Linked DNA regions of Homo sapiens: region 1 is linked to region 2. Evidence: read pairs that join two places in POLR2A ChIA-PET (ENCODE). Cell type or tissue: MCF 10A. All regions are shown on one strand. Each heading gives the region's core, and the rest is flanking DNA. Links, peaks and the distances in the headings are about the cores only. Region 1 overlaps PLEKHA6 (pleckstrin homology domain containing A6). Region 2 overlaps PIK3C2B (phosphatidylinositol-4-phosphate 3-kinase catalytic subunit type 2 beta).

Region 1 (11,339 bases), core at 4,524-7,023, 120 kb before region 2:
CTCATTGCCCCTAGAGCAAATTATAGGACAAAAGAGCTGCTCATCCTGAGCACCTTCGGTTCTTCAGGGAAGCGCTCCTTCCAAAGGCTGCCTGCTCATCTGAAACCCTCACCCCATTTTAGAGGCTTAGATTCAGCTGGGGAGGACCCACAGCCCGAGAAGGAAAACAAACCAACAGATTATGCTTCTAGGTGGCCACAGCAGGCCAAGCCAAGGGCAGGGTGGCCAAAGGTCAAGCAGCAGTCAGACTGAGCCAACACGAGCCTCCTGTGACAAAGCCAGAGCCAGAGCAGGGCAATTTTCTAACTATAAACGGAAACTCAAGAAGCTCCAAACCGCACAAACACACGTGGGAAGATGAGGGTAAGGCACAGAAGCTACGGGGTGCACGCACACAGAGGAAGGGGCTTCATGACGTGCAGGCAGGGGACCAAGGAAGGGCATATGTGTCAGTGTCGTGGATGCAGCAACAGATCTGGGTTTCTGGGGTCCTGGAGCTTATACAATTTGTGGTGGGAGGGGCGTGGTCCTCATTAAGGAAAAGACTATAGGTACAAATTTGTGTGTTAGATATGGCCTTGGAAGGGGCCAGTGCAAGTGCATCCTCCTCCCCATGTGGATTTCTGAACACTGGTGCACACTCACATGCGTGTGTTTCGTGGCCTCCTGGTTCCCGTCTCAGCACTATTTCTCTTTCCTCTCACACAGTGCTTTGCCTGATTTTTTTTTTTAATGGTAGAGAGCATGAATTAAAGCCCCCACATCTTGGAATTCAATTCCTCTCCAACACATGTGATGGGCATTTAGATTTTGCATGCCTTCCCCTACCCTCCTCCAATGCCCTGCACCATCATCACTATCTACCAGAGCAGAGTCCCTCCCCACTCCCCTACTCGCTTTGCTGTGGGTAGCCCCACCTTCCCCAAAGGGCATTGCAGCGGCCCTCTAAGCTGCCAGAAGGGTGAAACCACAGCTCCCCCCAGCTGCCTGGCCCCTTGCATTCCAGCCCTGCACCCAGAGTTTGACCTTCTCTGTGGCTGGCTGCAGACGTGCTCTGTGTTACAGAAATAGTCCAGCTCCTGAGCCCCTCCAGGCCTCCCTCTGCTTCACTCAGAGACACCCCCACCTCACTGGCTCCAAAAGAGTCAGGCAGGATCAGAGAGAAGTGCTCCGTTCTCCAGCCTCCTCCCACACACTACTCAGAGCAGAGAGTGGGGCCTGCCTGTTCCCCTCCTTCTCCTTCCAGCCTCAGTACTCTGTGTCTGCAGAGAGCGTGGACGGAAATGAGAGGTTTGAGGCATCGCAGAGTGAAGGGGAGCAGAAAGAAAAAGCCTGCAGTACCATGGAAAGCTTATGCAATTTGACCTGAAGAAAGGAGTTCAGATTTAGGAACATGGCTATTACCACCATAACCAGAGAGCCACCGTACCCATCCCTGCAGATTTCTTTTTTTAAACTACCAGCTCCATGGAGAGAGAAAGGAAAAGAATTTAGTGACAACAGTAGAGATAAAATCCGAATCAGATGGAGAAAGTCACTAACTAACATATCCTTCTTCCTAGAAAGAAAAATCTCCTGGCTCTAACATTTGTCTTTGATGTGACATTTAACTCCTAAACACTACCTTCTGGTAGGAAAATACATGGATACATGGAGTGTCTAAATGTAAATTTCTCTTGTTGGAAAGTCTCAAGACAAAGACTAATCCTCGTCCCCCTTTAAGTTTTCTCTTTCCAACAAGAAATTCTACTGGGTGTAAGGCACTGGGCCTTAGCACATGGCTACAAAGGACAAGGTCGCTGTCCTGGGGGAGTTGATATCAGGCAGTCTTTTCTCCTGTTCACCTGGGGTAGAACTGTTTGGTTCCCCAGTTGGTCAGAGAGAAAAGGAAGGATGGCTGGGAAGTCACAATGCCTGGATTAGAATCCTGACTCTACTCCATACTAGCAATGGGACTTTGGACAAGTTATTCAATCTCTCTATGCCTCAGTTTCCTCATCGGCAACAGGGGGGGTGGGTAACAGTTTCTACTTCATAGGATTTATTGTGAGGATTAAGTGACTTAATTCACATAAAATGCCTAAAACGATGCCTGTTACACGTTCGTGGTTATCATTGTCTCAACCCCCCAGCTTGTGGAACCACCAGAAACATCGGAACTGAAATTCAGTCCCCTCTACATTGCTAACTATGAGCTGTTTCTTATCAGAGATCCAAAAGGATTTAGGGTTCTTTGCAGGTTTTGGTTGCCCAACCTCCACAAGGTCCATCAATGTGAGTGATAGAGGGAAGACGGCATCTTGATCTAGGACCCCTTTGCTGTCCTCCCCCTACTCCTCATATCTCTCCCCATTGACTTGCCTGAACCTCCACACCTTTCTCATGGTTCACAATTGGCTCTGGTCCCATGGAGCCAGTAGTTGGAAAAGAAGAATCTAGAGGAGTGCTCTTGGGCATTTCCACAAGTAGTCAGACATGTGTCTCTTCTCCTCAGGGGTTCACTTCGATGAAGAGCAGCAGCCAGTCAAAAATGCTTCCAAATCCCATAGAGCCTGGCCCAAGCCCTTGTCTTCTCATGCAAAAATAGTTTCATATTCACTAATTCAATCCTAACCTAAGCAAGATGGTGGGCCTGAGTCTTCCTTGTGAGCCCCAGATGGAATGAGGGACAATGGATGGATTCAGTTACATCATGAAAGACTGAATTTAGAAACAATGAGCTTTCCAACAGTGAGACTTTTCAATGTTGACTCCCTAGTGTCAAATGGAACAATCAAACCATTTATGAAAGACTTTACTAAAAGGGTAGAGTGGTACCTGAGGAGGGGTCGGGGACTGAATGGCCTTCAAGGTCCAGGTTCCGGGTCTTTTCTGCACATGGAGAATGGCAATGACACACAGCCATGCCCCAGGTTCCATCAGTCAGACTACCCTGCTCCTTGCTAGGCCTTGCCCGTCCTCATGCCAGGCAGGAGAAGAGCCAAGCGAGAGGAGTTGGGGTGTGTAAACTCTCTAGGCCAGACTCCCCTAGGCTTGGAGGTCCAAGAAGGGCTAATGTGCAACAGAAAGTACTAACCCATTTCTAGAAACTGGCCCCATCCCTAGATCCATGGTTAAGGAAATAACCATGTGCCTAAACCCTACCCACTCTTGTGGTTACATGGGGTAGCCACCTGATCTCAGCTCAGCCAAAATCCCTCCCCAGGGATGGGAACAGAGATGGAGAGAAAAAAGAGGCCAGCCCTTCTCCAGGCAATTCTATTGGTGATGTGCACAGGAAGGAGCTGCTTTTCCATCTTTTCTTTCCTATAGACTGACCAGGAAGCTGAAAGTCCTCTCTGCAATGAGAGAAGTGAATGAGCCAGCACACAGAGAGGGGCAAAGACCATATCTGTGGCATTCAGCTTCTTGCTTCTAGTCCATTCTTGTGATCCAGCCATTTCTTTGACCTTGAGTTCTGAGAGACACCCCAGCTCCCTTATAATTAAATCCCCTCTGGGGCTTCAGCTGCTTTGAGTAGTCAGTAACTTGTACCCAGAAGTCACAAATTAATCCCAGAGGAAGGGACAAGATAATTTCCAGAGGACCCAAAGTCTCCATCTAGACTTTGCACACATGGTTGGTATGAGGAAGAAAAGGAAAGCAAACAGGAGGAAGAAGGGAAAGCACTGGGAATTTTGTCTAAAGACAGCAGAAAAGGGTGCTGGGAGGCTGTCACCAGCCTAGACACCAGGCCATCTGAGAGGACAGGAAGAAAGAGGAGGGTCAGAGAAAGCAGGTGAGCTTCCTACTGCCCAGTGCAGAAGAGCCCCTGGGATGTTTAAGAGGGAGCTGGCAACAGAAGTGGGGTGTGTCATATAGGTGAGCTAAGGTCCATAGGGAAGGTGGCAGGGGAGGACTGCTGACCGAAGGACTCAGGGAGCTCTGAGCCGGCAGCCAGCAAGCTGACACAGCTTTGAGACATTTTCCCAGAGGACAGCCATTATTGAGGGGAGAAAACATCTCGCATTCTTTCTCCTGCACTTTCCAAAGCAACGTGGGTCTTCTACTGTCTTAGGGCCTCACAGTTCTCTCAGGCTAAGAGGTTTAACCTGCCCCCTCATGTCTTCTTTAGAAAGGCCTACTTCCCTGGCACCAATTCCATGAGCTAATGTCCCCTTTAAGAATATTTTTTGCCCCATCTGTTCTCTAGTTGGCTGGAGCAGATGTTCTTTGTTCCTGTGGAAACTAACCTACCACCCTTCCTAATGGGTGTCTCCCTAGTGAAGCACAGGCCACTCCCCTGCCAGAGCAGCCGGCCCTTCTACTGCTTGGAGTTCACTGATGGCAGGCTCCTCACCACAGAGGAACACCATGGACACATGTGCCTGAATATTAAGAGTCCAGATCTTGCCTGACCTAGAGATGACCCAGAAATGGCAGCCGCCATCTGACAGTACTTAGAAGATAGAAGAGGGAGGTTATCTATGCCATTGCCCAGACAACAGACCAGGGTCCATCTTTCCAATGATGTGTTAACAGCAGGGTGCATCTTCAGCAGATTGAATTAGTGCTTCCTTTGACTGTTTTTTCATATCACTAATGAAGACCAGAGAGACTCCCTAATTGAATTCTCCCTATTTCAAGCTGCTCATCACTCTCAAGCTTACCCAGGGCTCATGATCCTTGAGGACAATCCTTCTCTCAAGACAGGTCCCCACTCAAGGGAACACTTCTCCAGCCATGCAATGCGTGGGGAAGCAGGAAGCACTGTGCATTTCACTGGCTCTGTATGGGGGTTTCTTCCACTGCAGATAATGCATCTCTCACTAAATCCAACTTGACCCCATTTGTTCTTGGCTCTCATAGCCCCGACAAAGCCAGCTGGATTCTTCTTGTAAGCCACAAAGTTGACTGAAATTTAGCTTCCTCTCTTCTGAGCCATTAGCCTACTGGGATCCCAGAAGTCAATGTATAAATAAGAACAAGCCAATAAATGATCCCTATCAGATGTCCAGAAAGTACCCCCCTAATCAGAGAAGATGTCAAAGTCAGAGCTCCCCGTGCCCACCCTTGAGTTGTCTTCATTCATTCTAAAGAGGTATTACCTTGGAGGAAAAGCCTAGCTCTGCAGGCAGACAGACCTGGATTGGAATGACAGCTCAGCCCACTTATCAGCTGAATGTCAATGGACAAGTTATTGATCCTCTCTAAACCCTAGCTTTCTCATCTGTAAAATGGGAAGACCAATTCCTACCTTACAAGACTATATGAGGCAATACAGAGCCGCAATGCTTTCATAGCATTCCAAAACCTACAAATGTCTGAACTGAAAGTTTTGTCCTAACTGGCAGCAAAACTCAACCTGACTTGAGCATATTTAGCTGCAAACTGCGACCTGAACTGGCAAGAGACTCTTTACAGCCTTTATTTATCCCACTCATGTGACGCTCTCAGTCTGGCTGCAGGATATTAATATGTTTGATTATGGAGCTGCTCCAGATCCTACTGAAGGTTTTATGTAATAAACAATGTGTACCACTTTACCATTCTAAAATCCATAGGCCCCAAAGATTTCAGATAATGAAGTATAGAGCTATACAAGCCACCTCTCTAGCTCCAGAAGACAGGAGTTTCAGCAGAGTCACCAGAGTTATTTAAGCTAAAGATGCTGACAGCGAGTCAAAGCACTTGCCTCATCACCAGTCTGGAGAGTCTCTGGGTTCCTGCAGCCTGGAGCTGGCTCCTGGGAATGCATGTTGGCATGGGACAGGGGAGAGGATTCAAAGAACAGCTCATCAGCCTACAGCAATCTGCTGCATTTCTACGCTGAATAGAGCTGGCGGAGGCAATGTGTTATTTGGTTGGACTTCAGGTATAGACATGCCCACAGAGTCCAAACACGCCACCCAAGTCCCCACCTCATTGGGCTTCCAGCCCTCTCTCCACCCTACCACCACCCCATGGCTTCATCTGTACCACTTACTCCCTAGGGCCATTCCCAGGGGATAAATGACAGAGCTGTGGGGGAAACAGAGAGAAGGGGGGCTTGAGTTTATGAGGAATTGAAGGAAGGAATTCCAATTGTGAGGGGGATGATGATGATGGGACATTAGGGTGAGAAACAAACATATCAACACACAGCCGAACAGGTTTGGCATGTTTCTCCTGATGCTGTTTCATGGCCTCAGGAGGCTTTTAAAATGGGAAACCAGCCCTGGTCAGTAACAGTGAAAAATGTTGGGCAATTCTCAGATCTCTTGGCTCTAGTCGTACATTTTAGGGACTTACTGATGATTATTATGGACTCAACCCACTCTAAGGCACAGTCGTCCAAGTGGACTTCTCAATTCTGACCTTGGACCTGCTATCTTGAGAAGACCTAGTCCATCCTGCCACCTTCAGCCACTTTTCCAACAGGCATACGACTGTTGGGCAGTAGACCTGCAGTTCAGAAAGAGGTTGTGGATGCTTCTTTTCTTGGAGTGATAACATCTACATGAAATTCTTAGAAACGCCCTACTGTGTATCACATGGAGACCTGAGGCATGCAGAATTAAACAAAGAGGATGGTGGCAATCAAATTCAATTCCCTCATGTTACAAATGAAGAATCTGAGGCCCAGAGAGAAGGATTGAGTTTTCCAAGACCATGAAGCAAGTTAGAGACAAAGCTGGCCCTGGAGTCCAGGTATTGCTTTCCATAATCTCACCATGATAAGGAGGGGGACATCTTCAAAAGTCCAGGAATATCCTTGTTGACCTTGCATGTGTCATGTTGCCCAGGCTGGTCTTTGCATTCAGGAAAAGCCATGCTGCATGATTAACGCCTTCTTCCTTCTGGCTTGAACATCTCAGAAGAGATTCTAATCTCTAAGAATTTAGCTGTACTCCCTAATGCTGTGTCCCAAACTTATGCAAAGTTAAGAAAAGATCCTCCTTGGGGAAAGCCTCCTTGGGGAAAGCCACCACTGGAGGGGACCAGAGGTGGGCTAAGAAAACCACTGCCAGCCGGGTACAGTGGCTCACGCCTATAATACCAGCACTTTGGGAGGCCGAGGCGGGCAGATTACCTGAGGTCAGGAATTTGAGACCAGCCTGACCAACATGGAGAAACCCCATCTCTACTAAAAATACAAAATTATCTGAGCGTGGTGGCGCATGCCTGTAATCCCAGCTGCTTGGGAGGCTGAGGCAGGAGAATTGCTTGAACCCAGGAGGTGGAGGTTGTGGTGAGCCGATATCAAGCCATTGCACTCCAGCCTGGGGGACAAGAGCAAAACTCCATCTCAAAGAAAAAGAAAAAGAAAAAGAAAAAGAAAACCACTGCCTGTCACCATCATTCATCTGCCCAACCCTAGGTGGAGCCATCAGATGAAGCACGGAGGGGTCTAACCTGAAGAAGCTCCTCAAGTGGCAGCTATCTTTAATTTACACTTCTTGGATCCTTTTCTTTCTTTCCCCCCTCTGCTAGTTTGAACAGCCCCATGGTATCCATCATCAGTCACAGGTTCAGGCTTTCCTGCATCACCGTTCTTAAGGGCTATGCTGCTGGACTGACCCATCACTATCTAGAAACTGTCTGGAAAAGAAAATCTCACACACCTTGGCCTGGTCTTCCAGATCGGAGCCAATCTTCCCTTTAGTCATTTTCCCTATGCCTCTTTGCCCTGAGAAAGCTCGAGAATCTGCCACCCTCTCACCCTCTCCCCACAGTTGAACAACCTTCCTAATTTAGGAATCTTAACCACTTTCCTAGGCTAGGAGGGCTCTTATTTCAGGACATGAAAATGGGATGAAAAAATCAGAAAGTTTTCTTATATAAAGAAGTCCTGGGTATCTGCTTTTAGGAAAAGTGTCCTAGAATGAACCTCAAAAAAGAGCATCTAGTTCAAGTCCTAGGGTGGTTTCAAACTGAGTTTTTCCTAAAAGCTTTTGCTCATACAAGTCTGCATATATGTGCACACCAACCATGTGTCTCAGATTCTGGCAGCTGGGCACCTGTCTGGGGTTTCCCACATATTTGTTGTAATTCCAGGTCTGAATCCTCAAAAGGTAGAAGACTCAGACACTCTAATACCCCCAGGAGCCTCCAAATTTACAAAAGCTCCAATCTATATTATTTTGGGGTACGGGGGTGGTGGTGAGACAAGAGTCTCACTCTATTGCCCAGGCTGGAGTACAGAGGCGCAATCACGGCTAACTGCAACCTCTGCCTCCTTGGCTCAAGCGATCCTCCTGCCTTAGCCTCCTGAGTAGCTGGGACTGTAGGCGTGTGTCACCATGTCTGGTTAATTTTTGTATTTTTTTGTAGAGACGGGATTTCACCGTGTTGCCCAGGCTTGTCTTGAACTCCTGAGCTCAAGCGATCTGCCCGCCTCAGCCTCCCAAAGTGCCAGGATTACAGGTGTGAGCCACTGTGCCAGGCTTAGCCTATATTCTTGAGAGTTCAAGAAGACCCACCATTTCAAAAATTGATATCAAGATTTTTAAATGTTCTTGACTTCAACCACCCAGTTAACAACATGTTTCTCACACTATTCCCAAAATCCAATCCACAGATCTCCTTGCTCTTTTCCAAAGATAGAAGACGACCTCCCTCATTTCCAAAAGGTGACTGTAGGAATAAGAATGCGCAAGTCCTAATCCCAAAGCCCTGCTATCCCTGCTATTCAGGACAAAGGGGAAGAGGAAGTGAGAGTACATTCCTTCACCGGGGGCCTGACCCTGGAGGTAGAAACCTCTCACAAAGTAAGAATGGAGAAAGACTCAATATGTTTATCAGTTTATCACATTCTAAAGACCCGCAGGGAAAGATGGTAGTGACAAGATCAGAATTCAAGTTTTCAGAAATCTGCCCCAAAAGTGGCCTTATCAGGGACAACCAATATAAGATTGTCAACTTTTAATTTTGCTAAATAAGGATATTTTAAAAGCCTGATTACCATCTACTCTCACCATCAGCTCTGAAAAAGGATAAGCTAGTAAATATTTCAGCACATCTCCTGCCCCTAAAAGATGTCTTCTAATACATTTTGCTTTCTGAAAAAAATTGGTAAATTTTCCCTATTTTTCTTATTTTACCTCAGACTGGTGAAAACTCTGTCACAGACCAAAACTTGGGAATCACTGGGCCAGAAGACAGCTCCATGTCCCTTTTAGCTTGAGCCTAAAAATTAAGAGAAAGATCCTACGCTTTTGGGATTCAGACCTTCTAGAAAACCTGAGTAGGGCAGGTATGGAAGGGAGGGGGAAATTAATACACATACTATTCTTTACTTATATTAAAGGCACTCTGTCAATTACAAGGCACTGAACAAACATTGGTTGTTATTTTATAAAGCAGGTGTCCAGTGAGCATCTACCACCCTACTGAAACCTCTTAAATTTCTGTGAGCCCCTGAATTTTACCATATCCTCGCCTGTTCAAATAATTCAGGGACAATAGAGAAGAAGGCAATCTACTCCAAGTCAAGAATTACCTGAGGAAAAAAAGTATGCCTCTGGTGCGTGGTAGAGAGCATCAAATTGGCAACGTAACAGAGACATAGACCCAGTGATGCCATTTCAATTGCACGATGAGGGGGCCCAGAGAGGACTGGTTCCATACCAGGGAGCAGTTTTCCACTCTGCCTTCCCTATCACTGCTTCTTTCTCATTACTCTGATGCAGAAAGTATGGGGGATGAACAGGTAAAGGAAAGTGCGTGCATTGCTGGGCAGTGGGGTAGAGGGAGGTGCATGCAGTACTGCGGCACGCTGGATTAGGAGTTGGATTCTAATCCATCCCTCCTGCTGACTAACCATAGCAGCATCTTTTGGCTCCAGTTTCCTCATCTATATTGTAGGAATATTTTTCCCATCTTCCCTACAGGATTGCAGGTAAACTGAGAGACCCTTGAAGGCAGATCCAGTTCTTTTCCATCTCTCTATACTCAAAATCTAGCACACTGCTTAGGGAAGAAGAGGGATCAGTAAACACCTGCTAAATTGAGCTAGAATGGGAGTGTGGGTATGAAAGCACACTTGGTCTGAGCTGCAAAGCACTGTACAATTGAACAAAAGGAAGAAATTATGACACTCTTTTGGCCAAAATTATGCACAGCAGCATCTACCAACTACATAAAGATGCTATGAATTCTATTTGGAAGTAGGTGGTGACATAAATAAAAAAATGTTTAATGCCCATAGTTTCAAAAATAACCAGACTGTACAACCTATTAATTGTATTGCCTAATAAATGGCTGTGTGATTGCCTTCTAAATTCCATTGTACTATATGATTTCTTAGGCTTAAAATGTATTTTTGTTGCACTTTGCCCATCCCGCATCACCTCTCATACATTTCTCCCACTATATTCAGAAGTCAGTAGGCAAACGGTGGTTTTCTCACCTATTCTGGATTATATCGACATTGAGAGTTGAGATCACTTGCCTGGCTGCAGCTTTGGAATGTGTCAGAGTTTAGGACTCCCCAATCCCTCTTTTTGTTCCTTTCCATCCACCCCATATTCTTTCTCTAGCTTTCTCCACCACATTCCTCCTCCAATGTATATCTCACCACCCCAAATCTGCTTTTCAAAAACCACCTCCAGCCTCTGGCTCTGTCCCATTGAGTCTGGGCCACCCACCATTCCTGCGAGATCCTGCCTCACAGCATGTGCTGCCCACAGGACCAGTGACTGCTCAGATGGCAGCCAGGCCAGGCTGCCCACCCACCAGCCCCTGTACAAGGCAGTTCTCTGATCTCTGCTCCTTGCCACCAAGAAACACCACACAAACCCTAGGAAGACGGGGCCACATTCAGCCAGCCTTACCCACCATCCACCAATCACCTGTCTCGCCCAAATTTCTGCTTTCAGGCAAAATGCCAATTCCTCCTCCCCCTCTTCCAAGGCTTTGGCCTCCATCCTGCCCAATTCTGAGGCACTGAGAAGAAAGTGCTCCTGCCACTTGCCCCTCATAGCTTTGATCCCTTGGGTTGGTTCAAGCTAATTTCACATGGAGACCATGCTGGAATGCATAAGGATCTCACCTTCCCAACAGACAGCTTTACAGGTAGATTTATAAGAAATGTTCCAGGACATAAAGATAACAACAGTAGATAGATACCGGGGACTCCAAAATGGGGGATAAACCTATTGGGTACTATATTCACTATTTGGGTGACTGGTTCAACAGAAGCCCAAACCTCAGCATTATGCAATATATCCACGTAATGAACCTGTACATGTACACCATCCCCCACCATCTAAAATTAAAAAAACAAGTGTTCTAAGCACCTACAAAATCCAGGGCTTACCCTAGGGGCATCAGTCCTCTGGATACACATGGGTTGTACTTATGTCTCTAAATTCCCTCTG
Region 2 (10,757 bases), core at 3,722-6,221:
CTGGGACTACAGGCTCGCACCACCACGCCCAGCTAAATTTTTTTTTTTTTTGAGACGGATTCCCACTCTGTCGCCAGGCTGGAGTGCAGTGGCGCAATCTCGGCTCACTGCAACCTCCGCCTCCCGGGTTCAAGCGATTCTCCTGCCCCAGCCTCCCTAGTAGCTGGTACTACAGGCGTGTGCCACCACGCCCAGTTAATTTTTTGTATTTTTAGTAGAGACAGGGTTTCACCATGTTGGCTAGGATGGTCTCGATCTCCTGACCTTGTGATCCGCCCGCCTCAGCCTCCCAAAGTGCTGGGATTACAGGCGTGAGCCACCGTGCTCGGCCAATTTTTGCATATTTTTATAGAGACAGGGTTTCGTCGTGTTGCCCAGGTTGGTTTCAAACTCAGCTCAAGTGATCTGCCCGCCTCGGCCTCCTAAAGTGCTGGGGTTACAGGCGTGAGCCACTGCGCCCAGCCTGACAGATATTTCAGGGTTCTCCTATTGTTCAGTACTATGTAGACCATCAACCTGAGATCTTATGTAAAAGTTGGGCAGTGCTGCGTACATACATGTCTGGTGTGGGGCAAACTAAACTCACAGAGAAGCAGCTCAGTCCCCAGAACTATTTACTCTCTTTTATGCTTCCAAGCAGGCAACATATTCAATTCATATTTATTAATACTTCCTTAGCAACCAGAACCACAGAATACAACAGCCAAAAAGGAAACATGGACCACTATCCTTTGAAAAAAAAAATGGCTGGTAATTTTAATTGCTGTATTTGATTATCTCTTGTGAGTTTGGTCTTAGTTCATTTCTTTATTTCTGCTAAAACTCTGTAATAGATACCCCTGAAGTCAAGTACCAATTACAGAGGGAGGGTGGCAGTTATGAGCACTAGGGACAGCAGAAAAATCTTTAGGGAGCTGGGAGGAGACCAGCAGCTCCTCCTGCCTTACTGGGCCTGTTCAAGGAACAACCACTTCTTTTTTTCTTTTTTGAGACGAGTCTCGCTCTGTTGCCCAGGATATAGTGCAGTGGTGTGATCTCTGCTCACTGCAACCTCCGCCTTCCTGGGTTCAAACTATTATCCTGCCTCAGCCTCCCTAGTAGCTAGGACTACAGGCACATGCCACCACGCCCGGCTAATTTTTGTATTTTTAGTAGAGACGGAGTTTCACCATGTTAGCCAGGATGGTCTCAATTTCCTGACCTTGTGATCTGCCCGCCTCAGCCTCCCAAAGTGCTGGGATTACAGGCGTGAGCCACCACGTTCGGCACAACCACTTCTTTCTAGGAAGCCAAGAGGACCTCAGTTTCTGTTGTTTATCCTGTATTATTATCCATACCTCTGGAAAATCTCAATCCTATGAACTTCAGAAAAATGTATTAATAATAGAGGTCAGTTTCATAATACAGATCCAAGTAGGCAAATTTGTTACCAGAAGCCTGTTTCTTGTAAAGTGAGGCTAGTAATTCCTCTTTCAATGGATTGGTAAGAAAACTAAGTTTTCTCAGTGCCTAGCCTAGACAGAGTAGGAGCACAAAGATTAGCTAATATTCTTGTGTGGTTCTGCTTTACAGTCTTCAGTTGTTTCCTCATTGCCTGCAGAATAAAGGCTCTATGCAGCCTGCCCTCCCACTGTACTCTTCCAGCCTCCTCTGTCACTTGTCTTCATGCATGTTATATTCTAGGAACATTGGACTTACCTGTACTCCTTGCTTCCTGCCTTTACTCATGCTGTTTCTCAGCCAAGAAAAGCTTCACCTTTCCTGTTACATACCTACTCATCCTTCAAGATCCAATTCAAATGTCAGCTTCTCCTTGAAGCCTTCATTGACCTTTCCAGCCAGAATTAATGGATCCCTCACAGTACTTATATTATTCCGCTCTATTAGAGCACTTAACACATTGCATTACATATACCTGTAAGTATTCTCTCTTGCTGGTCCCTGAATTCCTTGAGGGCTGTATCCAACTATCTAGAAAAGTGGTTCCCAAAGTATGGTCTGGGCACCCCTGGGGATCCTCCTTTGAAACCCTTTCAGAGGGTCCTTAAGGCCAAAAATATTTCCATAATAATTCTCAGCTTTTTTAACTCTCATTTTCTCATGTATGTACAGTGAAGTCTTCTGGAAGATACATGGTGTGTGAACTGTCAACAGAATGAATGCAAAAGCAGATAGATACGAGATTCTAGCTGTTTTATATTAAGCCAGATACTAAAGACATTTGGAAAAAATGTAAGACAATGCCACTTTTCTCACTAAGCTTTTTATGTTTTGAAAAATAATTGAACATTACCAGCCTGGGCAACATGGCAAAACCCTGTCTCTACAAAACATACAAAAATTAGCCAGGCATGACGGTGCACGCCTGTGGTCCCAGCTACTCAGGAGGCTGAGGTGGGAGGATTGCTCAAGCCTGGGAGGCAGAGGTTGCAGTGAGCCAAGATTGTGCCACTGCACTCCATCCTGGGCAACAGAGTGAGATCCTGCCTCAAAAAAAAAAAAAAAATTAACATGTAATTGGTTATTTTTAAATGAATTTTAAAATTTTATTGTATTTTTCATTAAAGACAGAGTTTCATATGTTGCCCAGGCTGGAGTGCAGTGCGTATTCACAGGGGCAATCACAGCACACTATGGCCTTGAACTCCTGGGCTCAAGCAATCCTCCTGCTTCAGCCTCCCAAGTAGCTGGAACGACAGGTGCACACCACCACACCCAGCCTAAATGAACATTTTTCAGTTCCTCGGTCTTGAATTCATAAATAGGAAATATTGATAGCTATAAACCACATAAAGGTATAAAGATAGTTATTTGGGGTCCTTAGTAATTTTTTTTTGAGACAGGATCTTGCTGTATTGCCCAGGCTGGAGTGCAGTGGTGCAGTCACGGCTCACTGCACCCTTGATCTCCCAGGCTTAAGCAGTCCTCCCACCTCAGCCTCCCAAGTTGTTGGCATAGCAGGTGTGTACCACCACACCTGTTGTTTTTTTTTTTTCATTTTATTATTACATTTTTGAGATGGAGTCTTGCTCTGTTGCCTATGCTGGAGTGCAGTGGTGTAATCTCAGCTCACTGCAACCTCCACCTCCCAGGTTCAAGCGATTCTTCTGCCTCAGCCTCCCAAGTAGCTGGGATTACAGGCACCCACCACCATGCCCGGCCAATTTTTATATTTTTTTAGTGGAGACTGTTTCACCAGGTTGCCCAAGTTGGGGTTTTTTTTCTTTTTAGTAGAGATGAGGTTTTGCCATGTGGCCCAGGCTGGTCTCAAACTCCTGAGCTCAAGCAATTTGCCTGCCTCAGCCTCCCAAAGTGCAGGGATTACAGACATGAGCCAGCACACCTGGCTGGGGCCCTCAATACTTTTTAAGAGTATAAACTTTTTCCTGAGGCCAAAAAGTTTAAGAACCACTGAGGTAGTATGTTGACTGGTACATAATAGGTACCCAATAAATGTTTGTTGAATGAATGGAAGAGTAATAATACTTTAAAATAATGTCGTCTTCCTTAAGACCAAGCCTCTTGCATTCCACTCTCAACTTTGTCACTGACTGACACCACACACCCCTGAAAACAATTTCTTAAAACTTTCTTGAATGGAACTCCCCTTCCCCATGTAGTCATTGGATATATAATTTTTATTCTTCCTTATGTTAGAAGTTCTAAAGAGGGAAAATGCAATCATAAAGTATTTGGGCTAGGCATGGTGGCTCATGCCTGTAATCCTAGCACTTGGGAGGTGGGTCAATTGCTTGAGCCCAAGAGTTCAAGACCAGCCTGAGCAACATATGGCAAAACCCCATCTCTACAAAAAATTTGCCAGGTGTGGTGGTGTGCATCTGTGTTCCCAGCCACTCAGGAGGTTGAGGTGGGAGGATCACTTGAGCCCAGGAGGTTGAGGCTGCAGTGAGCTGAGAACATGCCACCACACTCCAGTCTGGGTGACAGACTGAGACCCTGTCTTGAAAGAAAAAGGGATGGAAGGAAAGAAAAGAAGAAAGAGGGAGGGAGGGAGGGAAGGAAGGAAGGAAACAAAGAGAAAAAAAGGAAAGAAAAGGAAGGAAAGGAAAGGAAAAGAAGAGAAAGGAAGAATGGGAGGAAGGGAGGGAATGGAAGGAAGGGAGGGAAAGGAAGGAAGGAAGGAAAGAAGGGAGGGAGGGAGGGAAAGAAAGAAGGAAAGAAAAGGAAGAAGGAAAGGAAAGGAAGGGAGGGAGGGAGAGAGGGAAAGAAAGAAAAAAAGGGAAGAAGGAAGAAGGAAGAAGAAAGGGAGGGAGGGAGGGAAAAGGAAGGAAGGAAGAAAGGAAAGAAAGAAGAAAAGGAAGAATGGAAGAAGGGGGGGAGGAGAGGGAAGGGGAGAGGAGGGGGACAGGAGTGTGGGGGGAGGGGAGAGGGAGGGGAGAGAGAAGGAAGGAAGGGAGGGAAAAGAAAGAAAGAACCTGAGCAACAGTCTACAAAAGTTTATGGAAAAAAAAAGTTTAAAAAATTAAAATATTTGAGAGCTGCCTCTGAGAATATGTGACTTTGCCTTGTTCGTCTCAGCTGGAAAAGTGTGACTCAGCCTTCCCAAGCCTGCTAGAGGGCAGAGGGAGGCCAGATCTGTACACAGAGATAACATGTTGCCAAGGCCGTGTGCAAGCTGGTGAAGACAAAAAGTCCTTCCATTGGCAAGCTGACTGGCACTTTGGCCGGAGAAAATTAAAACCTCAGTTAATTCTGTTTATTTTAAAAGACTTTGCCAGACTGAGGTAAAGGGTATATGGCTCTTGATTTTTTCGGAGTCACCACCAGCTCCAAAATCTGATATCGCAGTATCTCCCACTCTGGCTGCCGCCTCCTACCAATCCACACTGCCCTGATAACCCTATTCAGCTGCTGGTTAACTCCTCAGAGACCACAAACCATTGCTCTTACCACTTTTTGTGATCCATCACACTCTTCATTTCCCTCCTTACTCAGCATGAATTTCCATGATCCAGTATTAAAACTACCCCCTTGCCCTTCTACTCCCTGGCAAAACTCCAACCCTAGTTAAACCCAACTACTCACGCATTCTGCGCCTGCACCCTTGCAGCTAATCATTGCTTAAGAAGATCGCTCAGACATGCTGAGTGACTCACTTCATACTTGTGATCACAATCTCATCGACACCAGGCACTCCCACCACAGTTCCCTAGAAGCTTTGCTTCTCCTACACTCTGAGACTGTCTCACAATACTTCTTTCTTCAAATTTCCAGCATTTCCCATAAACACACATTCTCAGTTTATGATCACACTCATACTTCAAGAAAAAACAGATACAACTGGACATAAATCACCTCATCTTTCCCTGAACAAATCCACCGGCATCTGGACCCACATAATCTGCCTTCAATCCTGCCACAACCCAAGAAACCTCCTGGATGCCATCCCTCCATTTTCACTTAAGGAATTCTGACCTCTCTTATCCCTTCTCCCTAGTAACATACACGTTTCTCTCACTAATAGATCATTCACATTTACATAACTTAATATCAGCTATATTAAAAATAAAAAGACCACCCAGCATGGTGGCTTACGCCTGTAATCCCTACACTTTGCAGGGCCAAGGCAGGGGGCTTGAGCCAAGGCTTGAGCCCAAGTGTTCAAGACCAGCCTGGACGACATAGCAAGACCTTGTCTCTACAAAAATTTAAAAAATTCGCTGGGCGTGGTGGCTCACACCTGTAGTCCCAGCTACTCAGGAGGTTGAGGTGGGAGGACTGCTTGAGCCAACGAGGTTAGGGCTGCAGTGAGCCAAGAACACACCACCACCCTGCAGCCTGGGTGACAGAGCAAGACTCTGTCTCAAAAAAAAGTAAATAATAAAAAAAAGCCTTCCCTAGATACACACCCCTCCAAGCTTCTGCACCACCAGAGCGAAACCTCTCGAGAGTTGTTAGTGCTTATGGTCTCCACTTCCTCTTCACCTATACTCTCCCCAGCCTACACCAATGTGGCTTTCACCCCCACCACTCATTCAGGCAGCTCTTATCAAGGTCACCAAGACCACTTTGCTATGTTCACTCCTCTTGACTGTTAGGGGTTGAACTGTGTCCCCCAAAAGATAAAGTCCTAAAGATAAAGTACTAAAGTCCCCTTAGTACCTGTGAATGTGATCTTATTTGGAAATAGGTTCTTTGCAGATGATCAAGTTAAGATGAGGTCATTATGGTGGGCTCTAATCCAAGATGACAGCGTCCTTATAAAAAGAGGAGATTTGGACACAGACATGTGCATGCACAGGGAGAGAATGCCACGGCAATGTGAAGGCAGAGACTGGGTTGATGCATATATAAGCCAAGGAATGCCAGATTGCCAGCAAACCTCCAGAAGCCAGGAGAGAAACATGGAACAGACTCTCGCACAGCCCTCACAAGGAATCAACCTTGCAGACACCTTGATTTTGGACTTCCAACCTCCAGAAATACATTGCTGTTTAAGCCTCTCAGTTTGTGATACTTTGTTATGGCAGCCCCAGGACACTGATCATACTTTTCTTTAGGTTGCCAGGACACCATTGATCTGCTCCTCCTCCTCCTCTAAATGTTGGCCTCAATCCACCCACATGCCTCTCTAACCTGGGTGATCTCATCTCATTCCATGGAATTAAATGCCATCTGAATGCTGATGACTTCCATATCTAAACTTCCAGACTGACTTCCCTTGGGCTTCAGATTCCATTCTATTATTTCTCCACTTAGATTTCTATCACACGTCTCAAACTTATCACAATCAGTAGTCTTGATTCAGCTCTACTGAACCTACCTCCCCACTCCCAGTAATTCCTCCAGAGGACTCTTTGCCTACATTCTGAGGCTCCACACTGAGGAGTCAACCTCAACTCCCCTTTCCCTCGATTCCATATGCAGTCCATCAGCAAGTCCTGTCAGCTCTACCTTCAAAATATATCCAGAATTTGACCACTTTTACCATCCCCAAGCCACCATCATTTCCCTCCTAGACTACAATAGCCTCCTCTTCTGCTTCCATTCTTGCTTCGAACAGCAGCCAGAAGAATGATCCCTTAAAACATAAATTAGACATTACCGTTTTTCAGGTTTTTTTTTTTTTTTTTTTTAGATAAGAGTCTCTCTCTGTTGCCCAGGCTAGAGTGCAGTGGTGCCGTCTTAACTTACTGCAACCTCCACTTCCTGGGTTCAAGTGATCCTCCTGCCTGAGCTTCCTGAGTAGCTGGGATTACAGGCGTTCACCACCACACCTGGCTAATTTTTGTATTTTTAGTAGAGTTGGGGTTTCACTATGTTGGCCAGGCTGGTCTCGAACTCCTGACCTCAGATGATCCACCCGCCTTGGCCTCCCAAAGTGCTGAGATTAGAGCCATGGGCCACCGTGCCCGGCCCCTGCAGTTCCCTTTCTGAAAACCCCATCACCCTAAGAATAAAGCCTGAAGCTCTGATTGATTTTAACACTCAGATCAGATATCCTCTCTGAAGCCCACTCTGCCTGCCCCACCCCTTCTTATGCCACCTTGTCCGTATCACACTGCACTGTATTTATTTCCATGCCTGCCTCCCTTGAAAGACTGAGTTCCTTGAAGACAGGATCCACACCTTTGTTATCTGAGTAGCCACAGTACCGGACACCTCGCCTCACCCAGAGTAAGCCATTAGTGTTGTTTGTTGACACTTTAGACAAGTCCCAGCCACCAGAAAATTCTCTCCCAATTTAAAATGCTGCCTCATTTTTTCACCTTTCAAATCCAGTCTAATCTTTGCTCCCCAAATCTCGGCAAGCTGGGCTGCTTCATTTTTGTCACCTCTCTTTGAACTCAGAAATCTGGGCCCCCTGGGCTGCCTTTGTTTCTTTTCTCCTTGGGCAACCTCTCTCTCTCATTCCCCACCTCTCTCATTCCCATTCCCTCAGGAGGGTTCAGATTTCTACCTCATTTGGCCACGAAATTTCCTTCACTAAGACTCTTGGCAGATTCAAGTACTAACCTTTAAAAAGTCCATAGGGACTTGCCCAGAACTGCAGTGACACCTCAAGACCACTTAGAAATAAAGCAGTAACACTTCCTACTGTTTACTACTGAAAAATCCCTGGAAGCCCCCACAGAATTCCCCAGTATGAAACATGACTCCCCACTGGAGAGTTCTGAAGACTTCTGGGTACAATGCTTGAACAAGGGTCACTTCACTTCCATCCTGCACTTGGGGGATTCCCTTCTGGGCTATGGTTATGCTGTAGTGGCTTGATAGTTTTGAGGCATCTCAAGTTTCAGTTTTTTCTCCTATAAAATGGAGTTGGTCAAATATTTCTAGGTAGTAAACTTCTTTTTTTTTTTTTTTTAAGACAGTTTCGCTCTTTTTGCCCAGGATGGAGTGCAATGGCGCAATCTCAGCTCACTGCAACCTCCGCCTCCCGGGTTCAAGCGATTCTCCTGCCTCAGCCTCCCAAGTAGGTGGGATTACAGGTGCCCGCCACCACACCCAGCTAATTTTTTGTATTTTTAGTAGAGATGGGGTTTCACTGTGTTAGCCAGGATGGTCTCGATCTCCTGACTTCGTGATCTGCCTGCCTCGGCCTCCCAAAGTGCTGGGATTACAGGCGTGAGCCACCGTGCCTGGCCCTGGTAGTGAACTTCTTAAATGCAGAGAACTGTCTTAATTTACCTTGGTAAGCCCCAATCCAGTACCTAGAGTACAGGGCCCAGGATGCATTCAATACAATGTATTTTTTTATGAATGGAGGCATGCCACTAGGTAGCACTGGTAAGAACTGTAAATGTTTGTTGCAGAATTCATGAATGAGCCATACTTACTGTCCAGGGCAGTGGTAATGGAAGATGATATATATCATGTATAAAAAGCACCCGAAATACCAATTAGACCAACTTAAGGGATTGTATTAAACATTGCCTAGGAGGGGTTGCACAAGGTTTGGAGTGCAACAAACCTGGGTTCAAACTCCAAGACTTATTGGCTGTGTGCCCTTAGGCAAGTTACTTCATCCCTCTGAGCTTCAGTTTCTTCATCTGTAAAATGGGTAATGGTACACACCTGATCAAGTTGTTGTGAGGATAGATTTAGCTGACAAATGTAAAAATGGTCAGTGCAGTGCACTAGTGCATATAAAAGTTACCATGTGGTGGTATAAAAAACCACTATTATTATTTTCATCTCATACATCAGATGTTTCAATGTAAACATGTGAACATCAACCAATTTTTTTTTTTTTTTTTTTTTTTTTTTGAGACGGAGTTTCACTCTTGTTGCCCAGGTTGGAGTGCAATGGCACGATCTCGACTCACTGCAACCTCCACCTCCCTGGTTCAAGTGATTCTCCTGCCTCAGCCTCCTGAGTAGCTGAGGTTACAGGCGCATGCCACCATGCCTGGCTAATTTTTGTATTTTTAGTAGAGACGGGGTTTCACTATGTTGGTCAGGTTAGTCTCGAACTCCTGACCTCGGGTGATTCACCCACCTTGGCCTCCCAAAGTGCTGAGATTACAGGGATGAGCCACTCTGCCCAGCCAAACATCAACCAATCTTTAAAATGATAGTTTCAGCTGGGTGCAGTGGCTCACACCTGTAATCCCAACACTTTGGGAGGACAAGGTGAGAGGGTTGCTTGGACTCAGGAATTCAAGACCAGCCTGCGCAATGTAGCAAGACCTTGGCTCTACTAAAAATTACTTTTAAAAATTATGGGAGGCTGAGGCGGGTAGATCACTTGAGCCCAGGAGTTCAAGACCAGCCTGGGAAACATAGCAAAACCCTGTCTCTACAAAGAATAAAAAAAAATTAGCCAGACATGGTGGTGTGCACCTGTGGTCCCAGCTACTGGGAAGGCTGAGGTGGGAGGATGGATGGAGTCCGGGAGGTGGAGGTTGCAGTGAGCCTAGATCTCACCACTGCACTCCAAGCCTGGGCGACTGAGAGAGACCCTGTGTCAAAAAAATAAATAAAATTATAGTTTCATTTTTTTCTCAAATGTCATTTATTAGAAAATACAATTCCCGAGAAAGGAGATACAAGGGATTCTGGGAAGTGGGAAGTAAACAGTACACAGATCTCTTTAAATCAGGAGCATATAGGTCATAATAAAATGAGCTACAGGCACAAAGCCAGTAACACATTTATGGTCCGTTCATCTGGAAAAGTTTCACCGCCCACTCCCCACTCCTCTTCCCCCTCCTGGAAGCAGCCAGCTTTATCCTTGGCATTTTAATTTTAGAGAAAATTTAAACTTCCATGCTGCCCTGTGGCTTCGGTCAATGGAGCTTCTTTCTCCAGTTATGGAATGAGTCAGCAAAACGGGGAGTTTCTGATCCTTGGAATTAGGGAGGGACAGTTTACAGAATGTCCTCATTTCACTCTTTTCCCAATCATGGGAAATATCCAGCCAATTCTGGTTTTAAAGATTCATATCAAATTCAAAGTCCCTCCCTCCTTTTGGCGAGGAAGACAACCCTTTGGAGCGAAACACAAAAGAGCAAATGTAAAATCCATCTGGGGCGGGGCATGGTGGCTCACGCCTGTAATCCCAGCACTTTGGGAGGCCAAGGCAGGCAGATCACGAGGTCAAGAGATCGAGACCATCCTGGCCAACATGGTGAAACCCCGTCTCTACTAAAAATACAAAAATTAGCTTGGCGTGGTGGCACATGCCTGTAATCCCAGCTACTCGGGAGGCTGAGGTAGGAGAATCGCTTGAACCCGGGAGGCAGATTTTGCAGTGAGTCGAGATCATGCCACTACACTCCAGCCTGGCGACA

What was found. ChIA-PET counts read pairs that join two places held together with the same protein. Peaks named below come from ENCODE experiments on the same cell type or tissue, not always from the same donor. Only the 100,000 strongest peaks of a DNase experiment are listed, where the experiment ranks them.
Region 1: POLR2A ChIA-PET joins it to region 2 with 5 read pairs; 2 of 35 experiments call an interaction of 5 or more read pairs at or near these places.

What each region holds. Positions count from the first base shown.
Region 1 is chr1:204,295,608-204,306,946 of GRCh38, forward strand. All of the region lies in intron 1 of PLEKHA6 (pleckstrin homology domain containing A6), which reads right to left. Among named protein-coding and RNA genes, the nearest start is that of PLEKHA6, 59 kb to the right of the region's middle. RefSeq lists enhancers at 1-612, 8,320-8,940. In MCF 10A, for the core only: no CTCF peak of the experiment used is centred there; a DNase peak (open chromatin) is centred at 5,794.
Region 2 is chr1:204,412,673-204,423,429 of GRCh38, forward strand. PIK3C2B (phosphatidylinositol-4-phosphate 3-kinase catalytic subunit type 2 beta) reads right to left here. Exons shown (of 33, transcript NM_001377334.1): 33 at 9,961-10,757. Among named protein-coding and RNA genes, the nearest start is that of PPP1R15B, 6.2 kb to the left of the region's middle. In MCF 10A, for the core only: no CTCF peak of the experiment used is centred there; DNase peaks (open chromatin) are centred at 4,589 and 5,059.